2 separate regions of the Homo sapiens genome follow, and region 1 is linked to region 2. Evidence: read pairs that join two places in POLR2A ChIA-PET (ENCODE). Cell type or tissue: OCI-LY7. All regions are shown on one strand.

The links. ChIA-PET counts read pairs that join two places held together with the same protein. Peaks named below come from ENCODE experiments on the same cell type or tissue, not always from the same donor. Only the 100,000 strongest peaks of a DNase experiment are listed, where the experiment ranks them.
Region 1: POLR2A ChIA-PET joins it to region 2 with 5 read pairs; 2 of 35 experiments call an interaction of 5 or more read pairs at or near these places.

The regions. Positions count from the first base shown.
Region 1 is chr2:241,551,618-241,554,117 of GRCh38, forward strand. The region is part of intron 1 of BOK-AS1 (BOK antisense RNA 1); the gene reads right to left. It overlaps LOC105373974 (a long non-coding RNA gene), which reads right to left and starts at 1,224. Exons shown (of 3, transcript XR_924069.3): 1 at 1,067-1,224. It also overlaps a transcript of BOK not described here. RefSeq lists an enhancer at 1-658 and a silencer at 328-566. In OCI-LY7, no CTCF peak of the experiment used is centred here; no DNase peak of the experiment used is centred here.
Region 2 is chr2:241,442,563-241,445,062 of GRCh38, forward strand. All of the region lies in intron 13 of FARP2 (FERM, ARH/RhoGEF and pleckstrin domain protein 2), which reads left to right. Among named protein-coding and RNA genes, the nearest start is that of MIR3133, 34 kb to the right of the region's middle. In OCI-LY7, no CTCF peak of the experiment used is centred here; a DNase peak (open chromatin) is centred at 1,459; H3K4me3 peaks cover 563 bases.

The sequences.
Region 1 (2,500 bases), 110 kb after region 2:
GCACAATAGCAGCAGCCCCTGCTGTTGGCTGAGTCCACTCAGGGCTCACCACAGCCCATCTGCCTCCCAGGCACAGGGAAACCCCCCACGGGAGGTGGGGAGACCTCAGGGGGGTCCCTCCGCCCAGGAGGAAGGCTTGCGCTGGCCAAGTGAAAACACAGGAATCTCATTTTAGTTCTAGTGGGAAGGTTCGACCGCAGCGAGGGTGGGCTGGGATGGTGGAGGTGTCTTGCCGCCCACTTCCTGCCCTGCCCACCCAGTATTCACCTCGGCCACTTGAACCTGGAGTGGGGGTGACCCGTGGGGTGGGGTGGGGGGCGTTCTCTGAGGAAACGCCGGGTGGCAGAGTTTGAAGATGGGGGAAGAATGTTCCAGGAAGAAGGAAAGTAATCTTCGAGGAGCGGGAGAGGAGGCTGCAGAGGCAGGAGGGGCTCTGGTCTCACTGAGGGTGCTGGGGCTGTCCGGAAGGAGGTGGCGCGGCTGGGACGGGGTGGCAATGGCGAAGCAGCCAGGCAGCTGCTACCTCAGGAGCATTTTGAAAGGAGAACGAGAGGTGTGGCCCACCCACAAGCGGCTCCCTCCATGCAGCCTGGGTCACCCCATGCACAGGAACTGGCCAATGAGAATGTCCTGGCCCCACCAGAGACACCAGGCTCTGATCCAACTCAGAATGCGGGACTCCCTCAGAGCGCTGCAGCCTGTCTCTTGCACCCGCAGCACGCCCTGCACTCCAGAGGCTTCCTGCGAGCCGCTTGTGTTCGGCCCCACCCAGTCCCTCTGGCCTCTCCACGCCGCGCCATGCCGGTCCACACCCTGTCCGGCCCACTCATACCATCCACGCCCCTGCACATACTGACAGCTCAGTACCCCTTAGGGGCTGGGCTCAGAACAGACCCTCTAAAGAATGAGGCCGGAGTGGTAGGGCCAGGCAGGACCCACCTATGCCTGAGGCTGCCGCCGCTGCTGAACCCTCCGTTCCCCGCCCCCGTCTCCTGTGTCTCCTTCGTGTCTTTTTCCCTGCAAGTATGTACTTTCCCCTGCAATGCCAGCGCGTTCAGAAACTCACATTCCACTTTTAAACGCTGACACCCATGACAAGCTCTTCCTCAACGGCAAGCAGCAAGCCCAGCTTATAAAGGACAAGCGGTTCGGTCACCTTCCAGCCCATCAGGGATCACCACTGGGAAGAAGCCATGGCTCCGTGGGCCTTTGTGGGCAGGTACTGCCCTCCTCAGAGGCAGCCTGCAGTGACCGGGAGGTGACGGAGGGGTGCCAGCCTGGGGCACGTGCAGACACACACTACCCAGCAGAAAGATTCCGGGCGGCTCGCCACACAACCCTCTGCCTGGTTTTGCAAAAAAAGGACCATCTGAAGGCCACCGGGTAGTGGGTGGAGAGGCCAGTCCAGAGTGAGGTGGCCGGCACAAAGTCCAAGGACTCTGCTGCCACCGACCCCCGTGGCCTGCAGGCTGAACGCCCGCCCAGTCCCACCCACCCCCGGCATGGCATCCCCAGTGTACCTGAGACTGGGTTATTTATTTATTTATTCTGAGATGGAGTTTCACCCTTGTAGCCCAGGCTGCAGTGCAGTGGCACGATCTCAGCTCACTGCAACCTCCGCCTCCTGGGTTCAAGCAATTCTCCTGCCTCAGCCTCCGGAGCAGCTGGGATTACAGGTGCCCGCTACCACACCCAGCTAATTTTTTGTATTTTTAGTAGAGACGGGGTTTCACCATGTTGGCCAGGGTGGTCTCCAACTCCTGACTTCAGGTGATCCACCCGCCTCAGCCTCCCAAAGTGCTGGGATTACAGGTGTGAGCCACCGCATCCAGCCGAGACTGGGTAATTTATAAAGAAAAGAGATTTAATTGGCTCACGGTTCCACAGGCTGTACAGGAAGCATGGCTGGGAGGCCTCAGGAAACTTACAATCATGGCGGAGGGCGAAGAGGAAAGAGACGTGTCTTACGAGGCGGAAGGAGGAAGAGAGTGAAGCGGAAGGTGCCACACGCTTTTAAAGAGGCAGATCTCGTGAGAACTCACTCACTATCACGAGCACTGCAAATCAGCCCCCATCATCCAATCATCTCCCACCAGGCCCCTCCCCCAACACTGGGGTTTACAATTTGACGGGAGATTTGAGCTGGGACACAGATCCAAGCTGTATCACCCACACAACTCACTTCAGGGTCTAGCGTTGCCAAGGGCAACGGGGTAGAGTGGCCTCTACCCCAAGGGGTACCCCTCAGTGAGGGAAGTCACTGGAGACAGGGAGGGGGGCTCTGGAAGCCTTCCAAGACCGGCAGACCTCCCTCCCCACTCCATGCTAGGGGTAGAGTCTCAGATCTGCCTCAGACCCACTGGGCAAAGGAAATGGATGACAGATCTACTCACAGCATCTGAGATTTGCAGCCGGCCAGGGCAGGTGGCTGCACAGAGGAAGGTGCCCTGCTTCTGGGGGGCACCACACATTTGTCACCGTGGGAGGGAGGGCTCAGCTC
Region 2 (2,500 bases):
ACTCACCCACGCTGTGTGGTTTAGAGCTCAGAATTGTTTGGTTTAAACACAGAAAGTGACTTTCATTTCATGGATAGATATTCAATTTTTTTTTAATTTCCTGATTTATTATACTTTTTTGAATGTCAAAAAATTTGACCTTTCACTTGGAATGACGTAAAAGCTATGCCTCCGGTCTTAGACCTGAGTACTCCAGCCAGTCCTCCTAGAGGACCGATAAATTAGTCTTTGTAGTTTATGTTTTTTGCCATATGCTTTGATTCAAGTAAGAACTGGTGCTATACATTCTGAATGTTACACAATTCTGTTCATGTTGATCTTCAATAGAATATGTGTATTACACTATTGATGCTGCTTTTCAAGATGAGCCCTGTTGCCTATAATTAACTAGGACACAGGTTTTGTCTCACTTGTCCAGCCACTGCGCTACACAAAACCTTGAGTATGCCTCTACAGCCCTAACCCTGGGAAAGATGGCCATAGGCCATGGCCTCCTGTGTGCTGTGGTCAAACTCGTGGGACTCTGAGACCCTAAGGCCCCCGTAGACATTAGCCTTTTCTTCAGCAACCCTTTTGCACAGACAAGTGGAGAAAGAGTCCCACTGGGACTCTGGGGGGACAGTCATCCATTGCACTGGGGTTGGGGGTGAGGGGATGCCTGGAACTGTCCCAGTGCCAAAGGCACCATGTCATTTTTTTTTTTAAAGGTGTCAAAGGGCCACTGCCTCATTATTGACTTGAGACCCAGAAATAGTGCTGTGTGTAGATAGTGGTCTTGGAGAGGCGTTGGTTTAAAATGCACTTATGTAAGTTTGAGCTGTTTTCTTTTCTTCAGCTTAATTGGGAACTAGAAGATACGTGGTTGCAAAAAAAGCAGAACCAGACACACCATGGGCATCATTCTGTCCCAGGACAATGGGAAGGGTCCCAGGGGCAGGTGTGCCAAGGTGGCCCTGCCCACCCATCCAGCGTACCCGTAAACACATACCAGGTGCCATGGGCCCTGCTGGGTACCACATGGAGAGCTTCTCAGTCTAAACCACCATAAAAGTCAAGGCTGATGTTTGTGGCACAGAGTGGGTAGGTCCATCCAGGGACGTCATGGGGAAACCACTGCCATGCAGCTCAGCACCCACAAGTGCCGGTCTCAGGCCAGCCCTAGATGACACTGTTCAATTTGTCAAGTCCACAGATAGGGTTGGGGTTTTTGTTGTTTTTCTTTTCTGATCTTACCTAGTAGTGCAATACCACATTTAAAGTTTAATTCTCTTCCCAGAATGTCTTGTGGAAACTTTACATTTCATTCCTGTTCACATTGTAAGATCTCTGATGTTTTGCCTGGATGGATTTACTGTGATTGCACAGGGACCACGTGGCTCAGGTGTCTGAGCCATTGAGGGCATCTTGCAAGGGCTGGTTTTCCTTTTCTCATCAGTGTTGGCTGGATGCCAGCAGGGGTTTTGTGGCTAACCACATCAGGCAGTTTCCCATTTTTGTAGCTTTGTTATACCTAAACCGCAGTCTCATCATTTTGCTTATGCAGCTAGAAGTTTCAGTCTGTATAGTTGTTATTCATTCTGTCCCTGGTAATTTAGACCTGCCTTCTTGATGCTTTAGGGGCCATTGGGCACAGCTTTCTACATTGGCTAACAAATACCTGTGAAAATGTTAACAGACAGAAGCGCAGCAGTGAACCTGAGGTCAGGACAGGACTGTTTGGGAGGTTCTTCTTTTCTTACTGTCACTCCAAAAATAAACCTTGGATTTGTGTGCTGGGGAGAAATGAGTATAGATAACATTTAAAACGTTTTCCTAAACCTTAGTATTCATATGGTAGCTGATGGTTCCTCTCCCCTTCATTACTGTTGCCTGACGACGGTCCTTGCTGATGCTGTGAACTAACAAAGTTGTCTTTTTGTTTTTAAGGGAACCCACCCTGGCGTCTGGACAGCAGGTTAGGTTTGGGTGGTTTTGAGCTAGCACTGCTGTGGGGCAGGGGTGGCCGCTCCCTGGTGAAGCTAATGCTGTGGAAGCTGGAATGTTCCTTCCTAAGGAGTGGGATCATGCCCCTACCCCAGCAGAGGTATCTCATCACTCGCTCATGTGCGAGATTCTAAATAAATTTTGTTCTTGGGCATCTTCTACTAGGCCTCCTATAAAATAGATCTTGCTGTTTTTGGTTTGTGTTAATGGAACCTCACTTTCTAGAGATAATTCTTTAGTTTTTTATTTAGGAAGTTTTCAAAATATACAAAGCAGGAATGTAAGGAACCCGCATCACCTCAAATTCAGTGTTACCCACACTTGACCATGCTTGCCCCAGCTGTGCCTTTTTTCTTTCCTTGGGTATTTTGTTGCTAAAGTATTTTATTATTACTGTTTTAGAGACAGGGCCTCACTCCTGTCACCCAGGCTGGAGTATGGTGGCACAGTCACATCTCACTGCAGCCTCAACCTCCTGGGCTCAAGCCATCCCCCCACCCCAGCCTCCTGAGTAGCT